2 separate regions of the Mus musculus genome follow, and region 1 is linked to region 2. Evidence: chromatin loops called from intact Hi-C (ENCODE). Cell type or tissue: heart. All regions are shown on one strand. Links, peaks and the distances in the headings refer to the core of each region. The heading gives the core; the rest is flanking DNA.

Region 1 (5,956 bases), core at 300-5,299, 84 kb before region 2:
GAGTAATTAGTCATCTACTTCCCTGTATCTGTTTGCTTTATGTTGCCGTGACAAACACCGTGGCCAATAGAAACTTGGGGAAGGAAATGGTTTATTTAGCTTATAGGTTAGTCCATCGCCATGGAAGCCAAGGCAGGAACTCAAGGCAAAAATCTGGAGATAAGGACTAAACAGAGACCACAGGGGAAGATTGCTGGCAGGCATACTTGCCTCTCGCTTTCTCAATGACTTTCCTACATAGCAAGGGCCCTCCTGAGTAGGCGGAGCCCTCCCACATCAATTAGTAATTAGTACATCCTCACAGACATGCCCATAAGTCAGTCTAATGGAAGCCATGCCTCAGTTTAGATCCCTGTTCCCATGTTCACTCTAGGTTTGTGTCAGGTAGATACCTAAAGCCATTGAATAAAGAGAAATAACCAAGCTCCCTTTCCGAACCCCCAAGAACTAACATCAGAGCACACAGGCGCTTGACCTCCAACAGGGAGACGGTGAATGCCCTTTGCTAACTATCAGTCAAAGAAATCCTTGGAGAAAAGAAAGGCAGAGAGATGCTTTCCACCATGTCCAGAGCTCAGGCATCTTGTTCCATCAGTGATGTCTGGCTGGATCAGTCTTCAGCTGTCAAATCCACTGCGGTTGTGAAAGTTGTTCATTTCCCTCTATAAAAATTAGTTTGACGTTAATTATACATATTTAACAGCTTTCAAAACCACCTGCTTCACTTTTTCAGTACTTTTTATGTCAACACTTCCAGAGCCGTTTGTTTGTTTGTGTTTGTTTGTTTGTGTTTCCCTTTGAGATGGGATCTCATCTATCCCATCCTAGCCTTTAACTCAATTGTAGCTAAGGAGAACCTTGAACTTTTGATCCTCCTGCCTCTGCTCCTAACTGCTGCCTTCCTGCTGAGATTACAAGTGTATACCTAACCCCGTGCCTGATTTATGCAATGCTGGGAATTGCACCTAGGGTTATTTTCATGTGAGACAAGCACTCTGCCAAATAAACTACATCCTCAGCCCTCTGGGATCTTTAAAGGATGATAAATATCTGGTGCTTAAGGGATCTGAGAATCCTACTTTGCCCACCATAGAAGGTGGCCAGGTTGGGATAGGGGTCAAATGGAATAGAATTGCTCAATAGAATTGACAAATACCTACTAATCCGCAGAGCAAACTGGACTGACTCAATAGCCAAATGACTTCTCATTGGTTTCAGGAAAAGGATGAAAAAGGTTGATAATCATTTTAGCAAGTTTAAGACTAGACCTAAATGTGTTAAAGGCTGACAGAGCAGAGGTATTCAGTTCTGTTGGCCCTTATTAATGTTTAAGCCTTATTCCTGAGTTGTAGGCTATTGGATGTAATTCATACCATTTACTATTTTACCACCATCTGATGGTTGCAATGTCTGATCCAGCACCTGCTAGTTGATCCTCAATGACTACCACCTAAGAGATGAAGGTCAGCTATTTACTCAATCCATCTTACTCTAAAGCAAGAACCATGCAGAATTTCAAACACAGAATTACTCTCTTCCCTTAAGTAACATTCTTCCGAAAGTTCCCATGGTTCAGTTGCTCAGCGTGTCTAATTCTGGCAGAAACCTTTTCAGAAGATCAAGGGTGCGCATCCTTCACGTTGGCCAGCTGTACAGAGTTTCATTCCATACTATCCAAGGGACCTCGTCTTTTTCTATTCCTCTCTCTTCCTCTCTCCCTCCCTCTCCTTCTTCCTCCTCCCTTGCCTCCACTTCCCCCACTCTTTCCTTCCTGCCTTCGCATTATCTCTTTGGGTATTAGGAAAAGTTCAATGAGGCATGACTCATGGCTCAAGGAAAGGAAAGGAGGTACCAGATGATCAAAGAGCTAGGAGATTGGATGTTTCCCTACCGACCCAGTCCACATCCAAATTCCTTCTCCACAGACTTGTATACCTTGATACTCTTGTTCATTCAGAGCTCTTTTATGATTTTATTACTCTTCAAGCATATTCTTAGTGTTGTTCTGAAAATGAAAAATGGGGAGGGGGGTGAAAATAGAAGGAAGAGAAAAAAGAAGAGAAGAAAAAAGGAGGGAAGACAAACATGTAGGCAGCGACTGAATGGAGGATAATGAAGGCAACCACCCTGCCCCACCCACCCACTTGGACTTGCCTATGTTCCTACTTCCTGGATTTGGCAATGGGAACAGCTATTCTGAATCCCATGACCTGCTAAAAACATAAGCTTGAAAAGACAAGGCAAGGGATAGACTCTAGAAAAGTAAACAACAATTCGGACTCTATCATCATCATCACCACCACCACATCATCATCCTCTTCCTCACCTGCACCAGCAGCATCTTTATTACCACAGTATGAAAATAAGCAATAACAAATATATTTGCCTGTTAGATGTAGAACTAGAAAGTATGTAAAAGCAGAAAGTGCTGCATTTTGAAGCCCAGCACTCCCACAGGTTTCGGCTGGTACTGTCATCCAGTCACCTCTTGCATGCCTGACTGTGGGCCACACATCCAACCTACAGGCATGATGGGGTGACACGTTCTTCCTATCTTGTGTATCCAACTCCTGATAGGGAAAGAGTAAGTGTGCTTGTTGGTGCAGGTTTGCACCATGGGGTGAGAACCAGGCAAAGGAATTATCAATGCTGGCAAGTCCACAACTGTCTGCGGCTGGGAGGGAAAAGGATGGAGGCTAAGCACCCTTCAGGCCCAAGATCTTCCTTCCAAATGTGTTCCTGGTCACTTTGCAGAAACTTCATGCAACAAGCCTTCCTGGAAAAAACACTGTTTCAACTTTATACTCCCAATGTATTTCCCATGCATGGCTGACCATGAGCCTTTGTTCCAGTTGTTTGCACAACTGAAACTATAAGCATCCCATGTTGATGACGCCTTCATTGTTGCGAAAAGCCACATGTGATGTCACTATTATGGTTCTGGATGGTGTGAAATTGGTCCATTAGCCTGTAGCAGTTCTGCCTAATAAGGGGGATGGTTGCCCTCAAGAGAAGAGCAAAGGTGGCTTGCGGAGACACGCATATTCTCCAAGGCAGATTTGTGATTAGTGCCACATTGCAAAGGTGCCGTCCTTTGCTGCCTGCCTCTCTCTCCAGCTCTCTCCCTTGGGTAAAAGCAGTTTACCCCAAATTCCAAGGAAGTCTGAAACCTGGCTGTCCTGACTGCACACTGTTCTCTGGCCTTTATTCAACTACTGTCTACCAAAATTCATTAGTACAACTCATGAAGCTCCTTGCCAAATGCTACAAGGAATAGAATCAGATGACCAAAATTGTGAAAATTATAGCTTAGAAGGTAGAGTAATTCAAGCACTAAAGATTACAGCTACAAGACAAAGCAAAAACACACAGGCAAATGCCACTGCTGTATACAGGGCTCTTAAGGGAAGTCGAGCCAGTCAGTTATGTAAGTCGGGGGCTGAAGACTTAAGAGCAACAGCTAGCCACTCACAGCAGCTCACAACCATCTGTAACTCCAGTTCCAGGGGATCTTGTCCTCCAGCCTCCCAGGGCATGACACACAAGTGGTGTATAGACATACAGGCAGGCAAAACACCCATAATCATAATATACAATGCGAAAAGAAAAAAAATAAAGACAATGGATCAGAAGGCATCTTGTATAAGCGAGTAGGCACCTGATGATTTTCTATTCATATATAGAAAAGATGGAGGGTCGGGCTAACAGGGAGCAGATGTGACATCAAGCAGGACGGCACAGGGTCTGCTGAGGACAACAGATGTATTGCTGGTCCAGATAAACACAGAGGTAAGACAGAGGAGGGATGGTGAGCAGCTTTCAGGGAGCCTTATACCGCAAGATAAATACTTTACACAAATTACAGAGTCCAGGACAAAAAGCCAAATAAGGTTTCTGTACAAGACCAGAGTGGTGCTTTATGATTCTAATATCGGCAAGGGCGACAAGCAGATCCGCCGAGGAGCCCTGCTCGCCGATTTCAATTTCTTGAAAGAGTTGTGTTTACCACTTATCTCATCAGAAGTTTATTTCTACAATATTTTATTTCTTCCTGACATTGTTCTTCCGTCTGTTGTCTCCCAGCTAAGCTAATCACACCCCCGTCCCTGTTTATTGAGAGGCATGTGGACAGGACATACATTTAGCATGCAACATCCATCTAAAGTCTCTTGAATGTTTCCCCTGAGCAAAATGAACACCCCCTACCCACTCACCCACACACTTGTCTACAGATTTCCTTAGAAATGAATGCTATTTAACCCAGAGGAACCTCAGTTAAAGTCGAAGTGTTTCTGTGGATGCAGGGTCTTATTTCTGTATCACGTATCTAGGAGAAGTTATAATGATCTGTGTTACATATGTGTTGGACAGAAAGCCAGGGTCTGCAGGCCAAAGACACTCTTTTGGGAGTGAGTCCAAATCACTTGCCGGATGATCTCAGCCCTGTGAGGTCAGTGGGCCAAGCATGTGTTTGTCATTACCTAAAGCTTTAACTGCCGCATGTGGTCCCGCTGCTCAGTTATGGACTCTGACACTTGACGGAGCCAGTGCCTTTGTGGGAGCAAATGAGACCAGCAAGCACTCAGGCATGCTCTGGGAGGCGCTCAACCATAAACACATGGTTTTCTTCACATCTCCAGCACTCAGCAACACGAGCCGGGCATACACTAGGTGCCACTGCCTGAGTTAGATGTTATCAAGGAGAAATCAAGGAGACACTGGGTTTGGACACCATCCTTTCCTCTTTGGGACAATGAAGATAACAGCCACTTTCTAGTCATTGTAAAAGTTCCTACAAGGAAAGTACTCAGGATGTTCTGGGTATATGGATCTAGGCAGGTTTTCTGGGGTTGCTAAAAATAAATTATCACTCTGCTCTGCTTCCCCTCCACAAGGTAAGTCCTTTCCTGCTTCTGTCTTTTCTATTTGCTTCTTCAGTGTTGGGAATCGAACCCAGGTCCTCACCCACTAGCACAGATTCCCCCATTTCATGACATTTGCTACACTCATCTTTTTAGTAAATTTCTTTGGTCCTTGTACACCCATTTAACATTGATAAAACTACAAAAGTCACTGGTGAGTATCTGTAACCATGGTTCTCAAGCTGTGGGTCGTGACCCCTTGGGGAGCGGAGGGTGGGGGGGTGAAGGCTCTCTCACAGGGTCACATAACAGATATCTTGCTATAGTTCTGAAGTAGGAACAAAATAATTTTATGATTGAGGGTCACCACTACATGAGTGGCTGCATTAGAAAGGTTGAGAGCCACTGATCTATAAGAACAAAGGTGGTTTTGAACTCTTTAAAGATAAATAAAAAGATTTCAACCAGTGAGCAATTGTTTCCTGTTTAGAAGATATGCTAGCTAGGAGAGGGCTCAAAGGAATCTTTTTGACAAAGGTTTGGTAGACAGCATAGGAGGAGAGGGATGAAGCCCGTGCTAAGAATGCAATTCAGGTCAAGCATGGTAGCACTTGCCAGTGATCCCAGCACTCAAGGGACTGAGGCAGGAGGATCACAAGTTGGAAGCAAGCCTGAGCTACAGGTGACCTTATCTAGGAAAAAAATCTATCCATAGCTTAGCCTGCCCATACAATGAAATGGGGAATGATGCAAACATAGTATAAAATTTCTATATAATTCAACCTTGATTTATAGGTTATAGGTTGGATGGGTAGTCTCTGCTTTAAATCATGTATGTAAGTATATGTGATTTCTGTTTGTAGTGTTTATATATGTGTGCATGTGTTTACCTGGGCCATGGCACATGTGCGCAAGTCAGAGGCCAGATCTGAGTGCTTTTCCTTCCACTCTGATTAAGACATGCTCTCTTGCTAACTGGCACATAAGTGTCAGGGATGCTGGGGTCTCTGTCTGCCATCTCACCTAGGAATGCTGGGATTGCAGAGATCCGGAGATCCAAAGTCTGGCTCTCACACTTGCATGGTAAACACTTC
Region 2 (5,956 bases), core at 522-5,521:
CTAACCATGAACTCAGTATAAAGCTGAGGCTGGACGTGAATTCCTGGTTTTTCCTGCCTCCTCTTGCCAAGTGCTAGGATTAAAGATACGTGCTACGACATATGGCCAGTTTGTGACTATGGGAGAAAAACGGTCATACTGACTGAGGCGGCTCACATCTTCTCCTGGTCTTTGGGATCATCACTGCCAGCCCTGGGCTGATGATATGGAGACTAGATTAGCTCATCTTAGACCCTTTCCTTGCTAACAGCCATCCACAGATCCTTCCCTGGGCTGTTACTGAAGGTGGGCCCTGTGAGGGCCTCTGGTGTCTGCCCTCCTGCCGGGGCTGATCCACACTCCATCATCAAGCACGAGGTCTGGACCTACAGAACTCACAGGTGCTGCTGAAGCTCCAACAGTACTGACTTCTCCAAGCTCGTCTCATTGGAGATAAGGAAATGGGGAAGATCCACCTCTGGCAGGGCCTCAAGCCCCGACGATGCCCTGAGCAGAGAGGAGCCTCTGTCCCAGCCCCCCAGCTCCCCGGCTGAGGCTGGGCTCGACGACTCTTCCAGGGGAGCGTGTTCCTCATAGATTAGCAGGTTCCTGGATCTCACTGAAGAAAGAACAGGGCAACAGATATTAGCAAAACACCTCAAGGCCCATATACGCCCTTTACTCCAAATGCCCCAGGCCAGTAGCAGATGACAATTAACACACTCTCATCTCCTGGGATGGAGTGCCAGCTAGGTTTGGCTTTCTGCAATGGCTTCAGGTTTCAGAGATTATGGATCAAAACTTATACCAATGCTACAGGCTGGAAGGACATAAAAGCAAATAAACACTGAGCCCACTTCCACCCTCACTGTCTTTAAATAAAACTCCCCTCACACCTACCCATAATTGACCCTGGGGGGAAAAAACTCAAGGAAAGCTGGGGTCAAATACTTGGAGCTGTTAAAACCCAGACGAAAGAGGAGGCATCCCCAGAAAGCAGGTCTTAGAATCTGCTGAGACAGCACAAAGCCAATCCAACAAGTCAGAGGGCGACAACCTCTGTTGCATTATGGGAGAGTCACATAGATGACTCTGCAACCATTTTTCCTGAATATAGAAACAGTGCTCCCCTTAACTTACAAAATTTAAAGCTATCTTCCTAGGTGCAGAAGGTCCCCAAGAATCGACTGAAATTATCTGAAAGGAATGTCATTTTATCACCTGTCTAGCCTGGATAGGCCTAACGGCTGCAGTCCACAGACATTTCGAGAATGGTGAAATTATCCCTTTCTCAAATCCAGTGCCTCCAAACTTGCTGTGTGTTGTTGCTAATAGAGCTGTGCCACTCGGTGTATATTCCCTCCTTGTTCCCCTCTGTTTTCTAAATACTCAAAAGATTACCATTGGTCAAGGTGAGAACAGTATATGCTATCTGGTGAACATCTCTGAGCATCCAAAGTCTTGAGCCCAAGACAGATGAGTTCTTTAATTTTTGTTGCAAACTCTCACTGCAACACCATATAACTCCCCTCAGGGAGTCAGAGACTCTGAGATATCAGAGCAAGCTAAATGTCCTCCTCGCTCTCTGGTCTTCCAAGATCCACATCGCCCCACCCCACCCCAAGTCAGAACTCCAAAGGGGGTGTCAGGGCTTATCAGAGAAGGAATCTGGAGCACTAGGGACTTCTGTTAACTCTCTGTGGAATTCTTGAGAATTCCTGGTGCTACCCAGGGAGTCCAGTGGCCACTCCCAGAACACCCCACCTGCAAACAGAGATGCTCTACTCTTACACATGGGTTGGGATCCCTTGCAGAGAGCTCGGAAAGCCAACTGCAGGCAAACAAAAACAAGGTGGTGACTTACCCACGGAGGCTGTGTATGGCTCTGACAGAGGATGCTGGCTGGGCAGAGCCATCTTGGTGGCAGAAGGATAAGGCCCATAGCCTTGAAAGAAGCTTCCAAATGCAACAGCAAAGCAAAGCACAACGACCTAGAGGTAAGGAGAGAACACGGGGAGCTGTAGAGCTCAGACTGTGGGTGGCTGACCTCTGGGAACAAGGGACAAGAAAGAGCACAAGTCTGTTAGGGGTCAGGTCACCCTCACTTGTGTCCTTGAAATGACGAGACAAGGGGAAGCCTTGGAACGGGATGTATGGTCTCTCTGGCTTCATTCATTGTTAGCATTTTCAAGGTAGGGGAGTCTGGAAATGGGGGGCTTGCCAGGGGAGGAAGTCCCTTTGGGAAACTCACCATGAGGCAGGTGCCAGTCTGTGTGCCAGCTAACTTGCAGGTTCGAGAGACCTTCCCCATCACCAAAGTCTGAAGCTTCTGAAGTTGCTGAAGGAGAGTCCTGCCACGGTGATAAGTGAAAGTCAGGAAGGGGCACGTGAGAGCGAGCTGCTCTGAACGACTCTCCCGCAGAAGTCATAGCGGCTTCACACCTGTGACTGAGCAGGGTCTGGAAGCACGGCAAAAGGACTACACCTGGGCGGGTGTCCTTTGGACTACACCTGCTGGCAGCGCCACCGCAGAACCCCCTGGAGCTTCAGAGTCAGCCTTGACAACAGCTCTGCAGCCTGCAGCTGTTCTGGGCAAGAGAGGAGCCCCCAAATCAACCCTGACAGGCAGAAACTTGTCTGTCAGCCAATGAGGGAAGAAAAGGACACTCTGGTTGGATGACTCCCCTCTCTCCAAGTTCCTATGTTCAGACTGAAGCTGCAATATAATGATAATAGGCAGGGGGTGTGGGGTGAGTAGCCTTGAGAATAGAGTTTTAATAACAGGACGAGTGCCCACATAAGGGGCTAAAAGTACAGTTCTTCACTACATGGGAACACAGCTAGGAGCTGTCGTTTTTTTCTTTGCACCAGAAGGCAGCCTTTACCAGACACCGAATCTGCCAGCACCTTGATCTTGGCCGCCTCTGCCTCCAGTACAGCAAGAAATGCATTTCTGTTGTTTCCAAGCCAGTCCTTTTATGGTATTGTGTTACAGCAGTCTGAACTGACTAGGGCAGTGGTAATTACAAAGGAGGCTCGTTTCACCAAGAGATGAGAGACACTGATCTATAAAAACAAAAACAAGAGAAGGAGAGAAACAAAGGCCGGCAGAGAACAATAGCAGGAGGGGCCAGAGGTGGTGGCTTGACTGGAAATGGCCAGTCCATCAGTGAGCGGCAAGTTTACACAGAGCACTCTGCAGAGGAAGGGAGGGAGCAGGGAAGAGGAGAGAGGGAAAGGGGGATGGTACTCCCCAGCTAGGACAACTGTGGATGTTCAGAGATGAGGACAGCAGTATACACACTGTAATATCAGGATGTTGTGTGGGAGCATCTTTGCAAATCCTAAACCAAGAATGGCAAGACATAGCAGGGGTCTGGCAGCACATCCTCCCAGGTTAGAGTGTCTCCCGGGACTCAGGGGGACTAGCATAAAGCCTGGGACCCCTGCCTCATTCTCATCAGCTCTGCTCAAGGCCGGCATCCACTACAAAATGGAAAGGGTTTGTGAGAACATACGGTCTGAGTATCAAAGATTTTCAGAAAACAGCGAACCGTGATGGAATGTTTGAAAGCCAGGCAAGAAGAATTCTGGGATTTCCTCACATCTTGCTTGCCATCACAGCCTACCCGCGGCATGTCTTTCCAATGATGAAAACACATGCAAGCTTTTCTGAGGTTTGTAATTCTGTCCTGCCCAGTATCAAAGACATGAATTCTCTTAGTTTAAGCAAGGGTAGGCTGGCTTTGAGATGGTTTTCCTTTCTGCAGTATCAGTGGAGGTAGACTTGGTGAAAGAATTTGAACAGCCCTCAGCACACATGGTAGAAGGCTTTCTAAACTCAAAAAAATCTCCCTGTGGTCCTACCCACTCTGTGTTTTTTGCCATGTGGAATAATTTTAGGATAGCAAGATAATATTTCCTATGGAAGGCTATTGTACTCAATCATACTTTTCATTTTGGCTATATAAAAGCATGACCAGATGGGGTTAGACATGACCCTTATTAATTTATCAAAGTAGGATTTGCTTTAAAAGCACACTGCATGTTGCTCAAGGTGAAGAAATGCTGATAGCACACTTATTTTAAATTCCACTTTAAAAGTTCATAACCAAGAGTCCCTGTGCTGCAGAACTTTCTTCTGTCGTAGAATTTCCTCTCTGTCCTGCCTAAGCTTCCTCAGAAGCCTCTGCACTACCCACCAACACAGCCCCCACCGCAGCAGCACCAGATACTGAGTGAGCTCTTGCCTGGCCAATGGCTCAGTGGAACTCATTCTACAGACTTGCCATCCTGCCAGCCGTAGCATGTGTGTGTGTAGCATGTGACTGTCATCTGTAATGCCAGCCCCAAGTTCCTCTCGAGGTTCTCCCTCAAGTCCTGGGACCTATATACAAGCAAGCCCACAGGCAGGAACACTTCTTCCAAGGCATCGATCCTAAGGTCTTGGGCTGCCTGCTGAACTACAGCAGGGACCTCACTGCTTCCAGCGTTGGCTGATGCTGTCACTGGGTGCCCCAACTCTGCCTTGAGCATTCTTGTGCCAGGATGTAAGCTCAGCTGTAAGCTACACAGGGATGGTCATCTTCTCTCTACCCAGCCTTCAGCTAGAAGGACCCTTCCCAAGCTGTACCAATGCCATCTACTTTGCTCCAACATCCTCTGGTGGCTTGGAAGCAAAAACATAAATATTATTTATTTATATATTTTTTTGCCTGTTTATCATCAAACATTCTACACTTCCTCTCTGCCCACCCACGGTCTGAGAAAACAGATTCCCCAGGACAACAGAAATACCCCTCCCTTCCAATTTCTAGGTAAGACTCCTGGGATTAGCATCCACTTTCCTAAGACAAATATTCTTCCAGGTACCCCCCTGAAAAGGGACTTTTAGCAAGGAAGATATCCCAAAAGCGCCTTGGTGGGATGAGTGGCACAAGTTCCAAGCCAGACCTCCACCACAACCCTCCCAGTTACAGTGCCAGATGCTCTAAGTTTGGGGGAATTGTTGGAGGAAGCCAGAAAGGCTAAGCTCACTGATTTGACATCCATCAGTGTATTCTTTACAGACTCAAAGATGATCATACACGGAGTCAGCTGAAGTGAAACTGGTCATTGAATGGGTTCTGATTTCTAAGAACTTACAAACAGCCCTTTAAGATGAGCAAACACTGTAGTTCCCAATGCATGCTTTCAGTTTGGAATTCTGGCAGAAGGCAACAGCTTGGTGACATGCAGATTGCTGCTGCTTTTCCTGCTGGAAATGTGCTGCAGTCACATTAATGTGATATTGACAACAGCCCCATGGAATGACATGTGCACATGTCATTAGACACAAAACGTCACTATTACAAATAACCACAGAAGGGAGAACTGTACCAGGACCCAGGTGAAAATAAAGGGCCATGGTAACAACCAGTCTAATAGCAGTGAGGTCTGTAGCCACTAATGTCTAATAATAATGACACAAATATATGCATAGGGATACATGTTTGTATGTGTGTATCCATGAATGTGATCGTATGCTCATGTGTACTTGTGTGTACATGCATATACATGTATGATGTGTGCATATATGTATGTGGATACATGTTGGTACAGATGTATATTTGTGTATATGTGTACTTGTATGTACATGTGTACCTGTTTGTACATGTATACACATGAACATGTATGTACCTATGTGCACACATATGGGTACATGTACATGTGTGTCTGTGTAGATACATGTGTATATGTATGTATATATATATATATATGTGTGTGTGTGTGTGTGTGTGTGTGTATGTGTGTGTGTGTGTGTGTGCATATGTGTACCTATGTATATGGGTAGATATGTATATACACATTTATGCATGTGCATTTTGTACCTATGTGTATATGTATATATGTGTGTACCTGTGTGAATATGTGCACATATGCATATATGTATATATCTGTGTGTATATCAGCATATGTATGTATCTGGGTATACCTG

Evidence for each region. Peaks named below come from ENCODE experiments on the same cell type or tissue, not always from the same donor. Only the 100,000 strongest peaks of a DNase experiment are listed, where the experiment ranks them.
Region 1: a loop joins it to region 2, with 2.0 times the contacts of the local background. A loop is called at or near these places in 3 of 42 quality-filtered maps.

What each region holds. Positions count from the first base shown.
Region 1 is chr6:37,249,861-37,255,816 of GRCm38, forward strand. All of the region lies in intron 1 of Dgki (diacylglycerol kinase, iota), which reads right to left. Among named protein-coding and RNA genes, the nearest start is that of Dgki, 47 kb to the right of the region's middle. In heart, for the core only: no CTCF peak of the experiment used is centred there; no DNase peak of the experiment used is centred there; H3K27ac peaks cover 837 bases.
Region 2 is chr6:37,333,985-37,339,940 of GRCm38, forward strand. It overlaps Creb3l2 (cAMP responsive element binding protein 3-like 2), which reads right to left. Exons shown (of 12, transcript NM_178661.4): 9 at 2,231-2,330; 10 at 1,844-1,970; 11 at 379-598. Among named protein-coding and RNA genes, the nearest start is that of Dgki, 37 kb to the left of the region's middle. In heart, for the core only: no CTCF peak of the experiment used is centred there; no DNase peak of the experiment used is centred there; H3K27ac peaks cover 1,286 bases.